2 separate regions of the Homo sapiens genome follow, and region 2 is linked to region 1. Evidence: chromatin loops called from intact Hi-C (ENCODE). Cell type or tissue: endothelial cell of umbilical vein. All regions are shown on one strand. Each heading gives the region's core, and the rest is flanking DNA. Links, peaks and the distances in the headings are about the cores only. Region 1 overlaps KCNAB2 (potassium voltage-gated channel subfamily A regulatory beta subunit 2). Region 2 overlaps CHD5 (chromodomain helicase DNA binding protein 5).

What was found. A loop is a pair of places that touch in the nucleus more often than their neighbours do. Peaks named below come from ENCODE experiments on the same cell type or tissue, not always from the same donor. Only the 100,000 strongest peaks of a DNase experiment are listed, where the experiment ranks them.
Region 2: a loop joins it to region 1, with 6 times the contacts of the local background. A loop is called at or near these places in 25 of 110 quality-filtered maps.

Annotation. Positions count from the first base shown.
Region 1 is chr1:6,049,499-6,056,236 of GRCh38, forward strand. KCNAB2 (potassium voltage-gated channel subfamily A regulatory beta subunit 2) reads left to right here. Exons shown (of 16, transcript NM_001199862.2): 2 at 2,013-2,256. The coding sequence starts at 2,039. Among named protein-coding and RNA genes, the nearest start is that of KCNAB2, 7.0 kb to the left of the region's middle. RefSeq lists an enhancer at 3,937-4,437. In endothelial cell of umbilical vein, for the core only: a CTCF peak has its summit at 3,613 (motif pointing right); DNase peaks (open chromatin) are centred at 3,153 and 3,633.
Region 2 is chr1:6,158,298-6,165,035 of GRCh38, forward strand. CHD5 (chromodomain helicase DNA binding protein 5) reads right to left here. Exons shown (of 42, transcript NM_015557.3): 3 at 1,039-1,218. Among named protein-coding and RNA genes, the nearest start is that of CHD5, 19 kb to the right of the region's middle. RefSeq lists a silencer at 3,409-3,609. In endothelial cell of umbilical vein, for the core only: no CTCF peak of the experiment used is centred there; a DNase peak (open chromatin) is centred at 3,294.

The sequences.
Region 1 (6,738 bases), core at 1,206-6,205:
AGCCCCCCCACCCCCGGGAGCCATGCCCATCAGACAGAGGTGCAGAGGTGCAGACAGCACAGCAGGCTCCCCAAGGACGACTGGTTGCTCGCCTTTAGGGAGGGGGCCATCCAGCCCTGACCAGGGTGGTGGGGCCAAGGCCTGTGTGGACACTGCTACCCAGCTCCCTGTAGGGGCTCCTCGGGGGCTCCTTGCCTGCTGGTCTCTCTTTAGCTCTTCTCTGAGCCCACCTTCCCTACCTCAATTGCATGTTCATGCAACAGGCATTTGTAGGCTCTGCTCTGAGCTAGGCCTCATGCTGGGCACAACAGGGCAGACATGAATGAAGGTCCCTGCAAATAAGATACAGACGAATACTTGCAGGGAAACCCCCATGAAAGAGGCAGCTGTGGGGCTCCTGGAGGTGGCCCCCCTCTCTGGGTGCACATATAGGCAGAGCAGTGAAAGGTCAGCAGGCTGGTCACCCATTCTGGAAGGACCCCAGCACATGGGGCTCATCACAAACTCCTGCCCCTTGTGGGTCTTTCCTTTGGCCCCTGGAGCTCACCCCAGGAAAGGCCCAGCCTGGGGCAACTCCAGGACATCTCAACCCCCTTCAAGGACCGTGCTAAAGCCTCTGTAGCTGCCTCAGCTCCCAGGATAGCCCTCCCAGCTCCTTCCCAGGGATAATCGAACTTTTCCTCTCTTGGGGCAGAAGGTGGGGACAGTGCTGGTTCCTTTCCAGCTCCCAGGCCAGGTTCCAGGATCCCACTGTGCAGCTGACCCAGCTGAAATGGTGACTTCCCCTCTGCACCTTCTCTCTCTGGTGATGATGCAGAGCTGCAGTGCAGGCCACCTGGGCCATGGCCGAGGCTGCAGTCAGGTGGGGTGAGGGTCACTGGACTGGGGACCTCCTTTGTGTTGAGCCTGCCTCCATGTCCTCATTGCGCTGTCACAGACTCTGCAGGGTGAGGACTCAGCCCCGAGGCTGCCCTCACTGGTCCACTCACTGTTGTGCACATGAATTAACACCAGTGGTTGCGTTCTGGACACACGCTTTCTCCCTTGGCCTTTTAATTGTCCACTATCTCTCAGGGCTCACTCACTCACTATGTTGAGATGCCTCATTCTTGACAGCAGCACAAATTCCCACTATGTGGATGGACTGTCACTTAGGTAACCAGTTTCCCTACTGATGGACATTTACATTGCTTTTAGTTTCCAAGAATGTGCATTCATCATTTCAGCTATATTTCAGTGGTTCTTCACATAGAAACTTTGAAACTCCCCTGTCCCAACTAAGCCTATTTCCCCAGGCCACTCTCCTCCGCAACCTGCTTAAATGCATTCTGCTCAGTTTTTCTTTTGCAAAAAGCATGAAGCCCAAAGATCTCTGCGGTGCAATGATGCGTTCAACAAGCAGGGAATGTGTTGTATAGATAGCATTTCCCTTTACAAGGCTAAGAGCAAATAGGACCTTCCCATGTTGGGGCCACCTGGCATGCGGGGGTGAGGTGCCTCCCTGGCATAATTACAGGAGAGTTTACTTCAGCAACAGGTGTGCCCTGCGCTGCTTTCCCAGGGACAGCTTTTGACCCAGTTTTACCCTGGGAACCACCTCAAGAGACCACCATGACATGGTACCGCAGTCACCACGGAACAGCAACCCTGGTCTTCAGCATTTGGGGGGCTCAGGCTCTGCATGCTCTCTGTGCTCCCGTTTTCATTTGGACACTTGGGGTGCAGCTGTCCTGCCTGGAATGCAGCTTTGCCTGTGCTTGTCTCACAGATGCAGGGGACAGAAAAGGGCAGCTTAGCCAGAGTTCCTGGCAAGCACTGCTTTGCGGACTGAGAATCTCATGCCAAGAGGTGTTTACATCCAGGGGCCGGGTCCCACTCCTAGACACCAAGACCTGGTGGTGGCACTAGTTAAAGGATGTTTCGCTGCAGCTGCCCCCTGCCCCAGGGCCAGCCATCCAGCCTGGGGCACGTGGGGCATTGGCACACTGTCTAACTCATCACCGTCTGGACAGTGGCAGCTCCCAAGCCAGGCGGCACCATGCTGTCCATGACGTACAGCGAGAGTCTGCGGAGCGTGAGCAGCAGGTGCCACTCTGAATGGGCCCTGCACCCCGTCCGCCAGACGGACACGCTGGAACTGCAGCGGCTGCGGGAGGTGCGGGCGGCTGCCCAGGCCAGGAACATGGAGAGCTTCCTCCGCATGCACGGCCTTTCCCTGGACGGCTGCACCGCCCAGCGCACAGGCATGAAGTATCGGTAAGGGCCGGGCAGGGGGGCGGTGGGGTGGGAAGTCTGATTTCAGCCATATAAATATGTATAAAAGGGCTGGGCACGGTGGTTCACACCTGTAATCCCAGCACTTGGGGAGGCAGAGGCGGGTGGATCACCTGAGATCAGGAGCTCGAGACCAGCCTGGCCAACCTGGTGAAACACCACCTACTAAAAATACAAAAAATAGCCAGGCATAGTGGGGCGCACCTGTAGTCCCAACTACTCAGGAGGCTGAGGCAGAAGAATTGCTTGAACTCAGGAGGCAGAGATTGCAGTGATCCAAGATCATACCACTGCACTCCAGCCTGGGCGACAAGAGTGAGACACTGTCTCAACAACAACAACAAAAATGTATAAAGGAAGAAAATGAGGCCAGGCACGGTGGCTCATGCCTGTAATACCAGCACTTTGGGAGGCCGAGGTGGGTGGATTGCTTGAGCCCAGAAGTCTGAGACCAGCCTAGGCAACATGGCAAAACCCCATCTCTACCCCAAAATACAAAGAAATTAGGTAGGCATGGTGCCATGCACCTGTAGTCCCAGCTACTTGGGAGGCTGAGGTGGGAGGATTACCTGAGCCCAAAGAATCTGATGCTGCAGTGAGCCGTGATCGCACCACTGCACTCCAGGCTGGGTGACAGAGCGAGACTCCATTGCGCAAAAAAAAAAAAAAAGTTTAGTAAATTCTCCATGGGGTAAAAATGTGTGGGTGTGTTTCTCCATGGGGAAAAATGTGTTTCTGGGTGTTGGAGACCCCTGCTCTTAATGATAGGCACGTAGGTCTGAATTTTCTTGGAACCTCCAAAGGACATTCTTTTTAGTGCGCTTGTCTTTGAATTCAGCACCTCGGACAGCGCTCTGCTAGCCACCGTTCTCTGGCTGGTGTAAATCCCTCTCAATTGCAAATTGACAGCTTTATCTTCTGTGCCTCTCAGGAACATGCCCTTGTGAGAGCCATTCAGCCAAAGAGGACCCTCCCCACCCAGTCCTTGTAGAGTTGCCAGTTAAATTTGAAGTTCAGATAAACGCGTAACTTTTTAGCATAAATACGTTCCATGCAATATTTGGGTCATACTTATACTAAAAAGTTCCTCATTGTTTATCTGAACTTCAAATTTAACTGGGCGTCCTGTGTTTTATCTGGCAACACTAAATATCTGGCTTCCGTCTGAGACAGACCCTAGGGATCATCTGCGTGCTCTGTGCAGAGTGGAGTGCAGGCCAGGACCGCTCCTTTAACGTTTTCTCCTGTGGACGGCGTGTTTGGTCCTTCAGCCCATTGTTTGAATATGTGGTTGTAATTTAGAAACAAAACACTTCTCCTGTGAGTCCATTAGATGGCAGTGTTTTTCAGGCTTTGTATCCTAAATCCAGCTGTAAAGGAAGGACAAAGGGTCCGCTAGTTTGGCCACAGCTGACCTCCTTGTTCTGCTGGAAATTTCTCAAGAAGGAGACGCTGGGCATTCATGAGGGGCTGGTCATTGATTCCTTTTGTTTATTCAGTAAATGTTTATTGAGAGTCTGCTTGGCACCAGGCGCTGAGCCAGATCCTGGAGCTGCTGCATGAACAAGAGCAACCAGGTCCCCAACCTCACGGCAGCCATGGCCTGGGGGTGTGGGGGGCAGAGAAGCAGCGAGCTTGCACGGAGACAAGTTCCAACAGCGACCACTGGCCGAGGCAGCAAAGCAGGACAATGCAATGAAGAAAGACCAGGGAGGCCGAGGGGGAACCCTCTGAGAGAGGGATCATCTGAAGATGTGGAGAACATTCCAGCCCAAGAGGAGAGGGGTCTGGAATGGATGCCTCTCTCAGCTGGAGGAGCGAAGAGAAGGCCCAGGCGGCTAGGCTGGAGGGAGGAAGGTGGAGGACACAAGGCGATGATGCAGGAGGGGCCAGACCCCATCCTCCAAACTCAGGGAAACCTCAGCTCTCTCCTATGTGGACAGGATTTGTGATGGAGGATAGTTTAGTGGGTTAAATCAAGACCCCCCAAAATTCACATTCATCCTAAACCTCAGAATATGACGTTAGGCTGGGTGTGGTGGCTCACGCCCGTAGTCTCAGCACTTTAGGAGGCAGCCTGGGTAACATGGCGAAACCCCATCTCTAAATACAATCAAAAAATTAGCCAGGCATGGTGACACATGCCTGTGGTCCCAGCTACACAGGCGGCTGATGCAGGAGGATCACTTGAACCCAGGATTTCAACGCTGCAGTGAGCCCTATTTGTGCCACTGCACTCCAGCCTGGGCGGCAGAGTGAGACCCTGTCTTAAAAAAAAAAAAAAAAGAAGAAGAAGAAGAATGTGACATTATTTGGAAATAGGGTCATTGCAGATATCATTAAGATGGGGCAATGGGGCCATACAAGACTAGAATGGACCCTAATTCCTACGACTGGTGTCCTTATAAGAAGGCCATGTGGTGATAGAGAGTGGAGTGACGGGTCCACAACCCAAGGGACTCTGAGGAGTCTCGGTGTTACCGGTGGAGGGTGTGCAGCCAGGTTCCTGGCATCTTGAACAAAGAATTGGACAAAACGCACATACAAAGCAAGGAAAGAATGAAGCAACAAAAGCAGCCGGGTGAGGTGGCTCACGCCTGTAATCCCAACAGTTTGGGAGGCCAAGACGGGTGGGTTACATGAGGCCAGGAGTTCGAGAGCAGCCTGGGCAACATGGCAAAAGCCTGTCTCTACTAAAAATACAAAAATTAACCAGTCGTGGTGGCGGGCACCTGTAGTCCCAGCTATTCGGGAGGCTGAGGCAGGAGAATCACTTGAACCTGGGAGGCGGAGGTTGCAGTGAGCCAAGATGGAACAAAAGTACACTCCACAGGATGGGAGTGGGCAAGCGGCTCAAGAACCTGGATACAGAATTTTCTGGGGTTTAAATACCTTCTAGAGGTTTCCCATTGGTTACCTGGTGTACATCTTATGTAAATGAAGTAGTGGCCTGTGATCATTCTGATTGGTTGCAGAAAGTGACCAATTAGAGGCTGAAATGAAGTTACAAAGTTACACTTCTATGCAAATGAAGACTTGGCCCACAGCCAGCCTGATTGGTTGCGGGAGGGGACAAATCAGAGGTATTTTCCATTTTTCGTCTGCCACACAGAAAAGGGGGCGCCATGCAAAGAGAGTAGCCTCTGGTTCTTTTGTTACTTGGGCGTGGAAAGTTGGGGTTTTCCTTTTGACTTAGTTATAGGAAATCAGCGGGAATTGGCCTTCAGTTCCCTGCCTCCAGACCCTGGTCTCCTGCCCCAACAGGAGCCACGAGATGCTGGAAGGGACAGGAAAGGACACCTCATGAGGGTGTTTGGAGGGAACACTGCCCACACCTGGACTTCAGACTCCAGAAGTGGGAGAGAAGACATTCCTGTTGTTGTAAGTCCTCTAATTTGGGGATCTTTGTAATGGCAGCCGCAGGGAACTAACACAGGTGGAGAGAACATATCTTTTATTTGCCTGAAGCCCCGAGGAAAATGCCTGAGCAGCCTCGGAGACACTGCAGGTCCCACTGTGGGGCTGAAACGCCCTTGGGGATCTCGCTTCTCAGGGAGTGGAGGAGACCAGAAGACAAACGCTTTTTTTTTTTTTTTTTTTTGAGTTGGAGTTTCGCTGTATCGCCCAGGCTACAGTGCAGTGGCACAGTCTCGGCTCACTACAACCTCTGCCTCCCAGGTTCAAGCGATTCTCCTGCCTCAGCCTCCCAAGTAGCTGGGACTGCAGGGATGCACCACCATGCCTGACTAATTTTTGTATTTTTGGTAGAGACAGAGTTTTGTCATGTTGACCACGCTGGTCTCAAACTCCTGACCTCAGGTGATCTGCCCACCTTGGCATCCCAAAGTGCTGGGATTACAGGCATGAGCCATCTCACCCCACCAACAAAGTCCCTTTAGCAGTTGATGGGCCAGAGGTTGTTGTTACACCCAGGTCAGGGTGAAGGTGGGGCGGGGAGGGTGGTGGCCTCACTCTATCTGGTGAATTTCATTTTGCTGCACCAGGGTTGACGGGGTGGGTGGGATGCTCCGTGACTCAGACCACCAGTTATTAAAGATCCCAGATAAATTTATTCTGTGCTTACCTCTTCTCCGTCAGCGACTGGGCTGGGTCACCATTAAACTTGGTCTTAAATATGAATATAGAAAAGATGATACCTGGGGATAGGCACTGCCCGGTGCCGCAAGAAACCAGCTGTGCCCCTGGCCTGGGCATTTCATCAGCTGAACTGAGCTGTAGCTGATGGAGGTGGACGGCAGCATGCCTGTTACACTTCCCCAGTTTTTTTTTGAGACAGAGTCTCACTCTGTCACCCAGGCTGGAGTGCAGTGGTGCAATCTCAGCTCACTGCAACCTCTGCCTCCTGGGTTCAAGCGATTCTCCTGCCTCAGCCTCCCGAGTAGCTGGGACTACAGGCGCGAGCCACCATGCCCGGCTATTTTTTGTATTTTTAGTAGAAACGGG
Region 2 (6,738 bases), core at 799-5,798, 110 kb after region 1:
CCGCTCTGCCCCACGTGCAGTAGGAGACTCCGGGAATGCCTGCTTGGGCAGGATTTCAGAACACAAGTTCCCTTTCTACCATAAACAAAGCTGTCCAGCACTTCTTGTGGCAAAGACTCCATTTGTTGTTTTATTTTCCCGAATTGCTCCAAGCAAGAGGTTCCTGACACTAAACTTGAGCTCACACTATCTATCACTCTCCCCTAGAAATAGCTGCTCACTCAAAAATTAGCTGTGCGTGGTGATGCGTGCCTGTAGTACCAGCTACTCAGAAGGCTAAGGCAGGAGCCACTGCACTCCAGCCTGGACAACAGAGCAAAACTCCTTCTAAAAAAGAAAAAAAGAACAGGCTGGGCGCAGTGGCTCACGCCTGTAATCCCAGCACTTTGGGAGGCCAAGGCAGGCAGATCGCGAGGTCAAGAGATGGAGGCCGGGCGCGGTGGCTCACACCTGTAATCCCAGCACTTTGGGAGGCCGAGGCGGGCGGATCACGAGGTCAGGAGATCGAGACCATCCCGGCTAAAACGGTGAAACCCCATCTCTACTAAAAATACAAAAAATTAGCCGGGCGTAGTGGCGGGCGCCTGTAGTCCCAGCTACTTGGGAGGCTGAGGCAGGAGAATGGCGTGAACCCGGGAGGCGAAGCTTGCAGTGAGCCGAGATCCCGCCACTGCACTCCAGCCTGGGCGACAGAGCGAGACTCCGTCTCAAAAAAAAAAAAAAAAAAAAGAGATGGGGACCATCCTGGCCAACATGGTAAAATCCTGTCTCTACTAAAAATACAAAAATTAGCCAGGCGTGGTGGCACGCACCTGTAGTCCCAGCTACTCGGGAGGCTGAGGCAGGAGAATTGCTTGAACCTGGGAGGCGGTTGCAGTGAGCCGAGGTCACGCCACTGCACTCCAGCCTGGCAACAGAGTGAGACTCCATCACACACACACACACACACACACACACACACAGAACATACAGGCAAGAGGCTCAGCCCCCTTAAAGGGGGATGTCGCTCTGTCCCCCCAGCCAGGCCTCCACAGTTACCTTTAAGCATCCATCATCATTATCATCCTCATCCTCATCCTTCTTTTTTCGCTTGGCTTTTTTCTCCTTCTTGTCCTTGAGTTTCTTCTTCTTCTTTTTATTCGGGGAGTAGTCACTGCCTTCACTCTCCGACTTCTCTTCCAGATCCTCTTCATTCTCTGATAGCTCATCATTGCTCCCCTGGAAAAGAAGGGGGACAGTGAGGGCAACAGAGGCCCCAGGAACATCCAGAGTCCTGGGTGGCAGGACGGCCCTGAGAGCTACCTCCTGGCCCACGCTGGGGATCGACCGATCCCCATCACTCCACTCATCATCAGAGGCCACTGCTCACAGCTCAGCCCCAAAGCCCAGCCAAAGGGGCAACCCCAAGCCAGCCTGAGCCAAGTCTTGTCCCCAGGGTCTACGCCACAGGAAGCAGTAGAACCTGCAGGTGAGGCGAGGTGAGGCTCTCGTGAGAGCAGGCTTCTCCATCTGCAAGCTCGGCTCAGCCCACTCCAGCAGCCCTGCGGGTGAACTCAGGCTCCGCTTCAGTCATCATTGGGCTTCTATGGACTTTGGGGGCTGAATTAGTTTTACATGATGAGGCATGGACCCAGGAGCTGGCGGTGGAGGATGTGGTCCCAGAGTCAAAAAGCAAAGTGCACAGGAAGAGCCCCAGCCAGGGAAGGGCCCCAGCCAGAGAAGAAAAGCCCCAGCCAGGGAAGGGCCTCAGCCAGAGAAGAAGAGCCACAGCCAGGGAAGGGCCCCAGCCAGAGAAGAAGAACCCCAGCCAGGGAAGGGCCCCAGCCAGGGAAGGGCCCCAGCCAGGGAAGGGCCCCAGCAAGGGAAGAGCCCCAGCCAGGGAAGGGCCCCAGCCAGAGAAGAAGAGCCCTAGCCAGGGAAGGGCCCCAGCCAGAGAAGGGCCCCAGCCAGAGAAGGAGAGCCCCAGCCAGGGAAGGGCCCCAGCCAGAGAAGAAGAACCCCAGCCAGGGAAGGGCCCCAGCCAGGGAAGGGCCCCAGCAAGGGAAGAGCCCCAGCCAGGGAAGGGCCCCAGCCAGAGAAGAAGAGCCCTAGCCAGGGAAGGGCCCCAGCCAGAGAAGGGCCCCAGCCAGAGAAGGAGAGCCCCAGCCAGGGAAGGGCCCCAGCCAGAGAAGGAGAGCCCCAGCCAGGGAAGGGCCCCAGCCAGAGAAGGAGAGCCCCAGCCAGGGAAGGGCCGCTGCATCTCAGGCCCCAGCGCCACAGCTCTCTGCTTAAGTTCACATCCCATGGAACTGCGTTCGTCAGGTGAAACCTGTAATTAATGCAGCAGGCACATCACAGTTTTCTCCATGTGCGGACTCTGCAGACACTGCTATGGATGGCACAAGCCCACCTTCCCCCTCTCCCACCCCATCCTGGCCGCTTCCTCTCCATATGAGACAAGGTAATTTAGGCAGCTCTTAAGCTTGGCTTCCTTGATTTAGTTTCCTGTCTGTACAGGCAGAAAATGGCCCATTTATATGGAGATAAGGGCGTTTACAACCAGAGCACCCCACCAGAGAGGTGCTGCCCCTCGGAGAAAGTGGTTTACTTGTGGCCTTTAGAGACACAAGTCAACTGGCGAAGCCCTCCACAGCCCCTTCCCAGGGAGGGGCCGGGCAGCACTGCCATGATCCCCGGGGCATGCGGGGCTTGCCATGCGCAGGACTGCTGTTAACTGTTTTCGGGGTGAGCAAGGAGAGGCATGGGATGAGATTAAGACAGAACCGGAGAGATAAAAAATGAGCTCAGGAAACAGCAGTGGCCAGGAGGGAGGATGAAGGAAAGAGGGAGGGAGGGAGAAGGAAAGGAAAGGGTGGCAGAAGGAAAGAGAATGAGGAGGCAGCAAAGGCGGGGGGCCTCCCTGGATAGTCTTGGGAGGCCCCCAGCCCAACTCTGCCCTTTCAGGCCACACTGTCAAGAGGGGATGACCTGCCTTTTCCCAGGAGAGTGGCTCCAAACAGTCACATCCAACAGTTCGTGGAGGGGGAGACGGTCACTGACAGGGGAGGTGGGGGCCCCCTCTGACATCCAGCTGGGAAGCACCCCTTCCAACAGGCTGCCTGCACTTCCCTCCTCTCCTGGAAGCCCCGCTCCCTCTCCCCTGCCCACCAGCCTCCCTGCTCCCAAACCTCTTAGCCCATTAAGCCTCCAGAGTCAGCGGCGCTGCCAGCTGCCAGGCAGCAGGGCCTCTGTGCTCTTTGCTTTTCCGGAACCCGGGTGTTTCCGGGAATACTGACACAGCCACTGGCTGGGAGCCTGCTCTCAAGGCTGGAGGAGATGCTGGGCCCTGGAGCCACGGCTCCCAAGCTCGGCCTCGGTCCTTTGGGGAGGTGGAGATGAGACAGTGATGTCCACGTCCCGTTGAGGGTGTCAGAGTTTGGCCAGCTTCAAGAGACCGCCCTTCAGGAGATCTGAGAGACACGCTCTCCCTGAGCCCTCACCCCAGCAAAGGTAAGGACAAGAGAGGCCGCCATGAACTTCAGCACCACGGACAGAGGCTGGGGCTGGCCGGAGGAAGGGGCCCTGGGTGGCCTTCAGCTGCTAGAGAGCAAACCCCACAAACCTACCGAGGATGAAGTTGAGGGACCCACGGTTAATCCTACGTGGCCTGCCAGTGAGTCCCGGGCTCCCCAGGGAGGCTCTGCCCCTTGCAAGCCTGAGACTTGGCCAAGTCACTGTAGCGAGCTAAACCTCAGCTTCATCGTCTGTGAACTGGGAATGCCAGAAAGGATAGAACCAGGGAGACTGTAAGAAAATGCCTTGAGGCTGGGCGCGGTGACTCACGCTTGAAATCCCAGCACTTTGGGAGGCCGAGGCGGGCAGATCACCTAAGGTTGGGAGCTCAAGACTAGCCTGACCAACTTGGAGAAACACTTTCTCTACTGAAAAAAAAATACAAAATTAGCTGGGCATGGTGGTACATGCCTGCAATCCCAGCTACTCAGGAGGCTGAGGCAGGAGAATCGCTTGAACCTGGGAGGCGGAGGTTGCAGTGAGCCGAGATCGCACCATTGTACTCCAGCCTGGGTAATAAGAGCCAAACTCCATCTCAAAAAAAAAAAGAAAAGAAAAGAAAGAAAAGAAAATGCCTTGAACATCTGTGACCCGGGAGAAACCTAAGCACAGAGAAGCAGGGCTCTGAGCCAGGGTGGAGGGGAGGGATGGGACGTGCACCCAGGTCTCCAGGGCTGGGCCGCCTTGCTGTGTCCTGGGCAGGGGACTCGGCCAAGCCAGAGCAGGCTGCAGTCAGAATGACCCTTTCCCCCTGACACCACCACGACCACATGTAGACACCAGAGGCCGCTGGGATTCTGATAATGCCCAGAAAATGCCCAAACAACCCATGATGACCCCAGCTCTGCATGGAAGCCAAAGATACAGCCAGGACGACAAGCTGGAGGGGACACACCAAGCTCACCCCCACATTTTTGCTGTCGGGATTGGGCTCCAGCCAACTGCACAGAGGCTGCCAGCAGCTGGGGCGAGACGCGGTACAGAGGGAGCAGGACCTGGACAAGAAGGGGCTGCTGTGGCAACATCTACGGGGAGCCAACCCAGCATCTGATGGCAAGCAGTCCCCTCGGCGACCTGCAGGGGAGACCAGGAGTGGCGGCCCAGGGAGAGCCGGAAGGAGGGAGGGATAGGGAGGGGAAGGCACCTCCAGCAGCCTCCACTGTCTGGCAGGAGCAGCAGCGCATGCCACCTTGGGAGAGTAGGGCTGGCAGAAGGCCATGAGCCCAGCACTGACAGGGCTCGCCCAGCGTCCGCTCAGGGTTAAGTGGCAGAGCAGGAGGGCACAGACCCTCAGCACAGAATGGGCTCAGACAACGTCAGGCATGTCTGTTGCCCATCTGTGGCCCCTTCCCTGCTGTCACCCACTGGGGCTCAGGCAAGCCAGCAAAGCCCTCATTTCTTGGAAGCAGGTGCACTTCTCTCCCTCCTCCATCCACCTGCACTGGGGAAAGCCCAGTCGATGAGAAGGGTCTGACGCCCAAGTCCCCACCTGCCTCCCCTGCCCTGAGCCTCTGCCCTGCCTCCACCACATGGAGCCCGCACAGCTGGGCCTCCCACCTGCACCAGATATCACCTGAACCCTCCTCCCCTACCAGGGGCTGGCCGAGGGTGGGGGTGCAGGGCAGAACCCTGCATCCAGCTGTTTTGACATTCTAGAACTAGGCCTCCTTTTTGTGGTGTTTTTCCAAAATCTCTCCTTGCAGAGAAAGCTGCAAATAGTTCTGAAAACACCTAGCAGAGCAGTGGCCCATGAGCAGGACCTGGAGGGACGGAGCATCATCCAGCGGCAAGAAGGAAAGAAACGATCAAGAACCAGAGGCAGATTCACAGTTCAGTATCTCAAAACATACTGAGAGGCTCGTAGACCAAGCCACGTGCAGGGGAGGAGACAGAGACGCAGACCAATAAGTCCCTAACTAAGCCCCCGAACCAACCCAACCCTAAGGTTTGAGGGCCATCAAACCACACTGCAGGCATGAAGATACAGATGACAGTTGGCCTTCGACCTTGGCACTGACCTTTCGGCTGCAGCAGCCTTAGGCGTGACTACAGGGGACGCCCTACCAGCTAGCAGAAGAATCTTAGTGGATGTGGAGTCCCCACATGAACTCCACCTGCAAAGCTGCCTTGAATGTTATGCCCAGCCTATGTGTGCCAGGAGGCAGGGGCAGGCAGGAGGGGTCTCTGCTCTGAGCCCCCACCCTGCTGAGGGCACAGCATGTGGTCGCAGCCCTGGGGATCCCAATGGACAGTCCCGCCACCCTTCCTCCTTCCCAGCTCCGCAGATGTTTCTTGGCAGAGGCCTCCCACCTCCATCTCCCTTCCCTCTAGGCCCGATGCTCCGCACACGCACCGCATCTCCTAAAAACGGAGACATTTAAACTCATAAGGAAGGGTGCGGAGAGTGGGTCATTCTCCATTTGGGGTCCTTCAAGATTGAGAGGGAAAAGGGAAGAATGAAATAGGAGCCTTCCCATTCACGAGTGTTATAAACAGTTATAATTTAGCACTGAATAATTGGTTGCTATGGTAACCGCTGCAGTACAGGTTGAAATCATTTCTCCCTCCTGCGCTCGCTAGGGTCTGACAGGGAGCTTCATCTACATATGCTCAGGTTCCGGCTGCAGCCCGGTTATTTTATGTAAATCAGAATCCACGACTTGCTGCCGGCCTCCCCCCACTAACAAACTGCTGCTTGCGGCCCACCTGCCCTGGCCCCTTCACCCCGTCATCTTGGAGCCACCTGGTTGGAGGCAGAGAGGGGCAGAGGGGTGAAATTCCCTTGTCTTTATCCTGGGGCTCCTAGTCTGCCAGGCAGGTGGGCAAAGGGGCACCCGGCAGCTGGGCCACAGTGTGCTCCAGACCCCTTAAGATCTGACAGCTGGCCCGAGCCAGGCTCTCAAATGCAGGGGAGGGGGCACCTCTGGAGGCCTCTTGTCCATCCCAGCCCCCTTCCCCTTCCAAGAACCAGAGCTGCATCTCAGTAGAGAGAAGGAGAGAGGGTGAGGAAGGGGTGGAGCAAATCAAAGAGAGGGAGAGAAATGAGGGTACAGGGGGAAGAGAGAAAAGACGGCAAAGGAGAGAGAGGAGATGCCGAGAGGTTACCAAGGTGGACACCAAGCACAGGCCAGAGGGAATGACCAAGTCTGAGACCCAGAGAGAGACAGACAGACAAGAGCCAGAGAG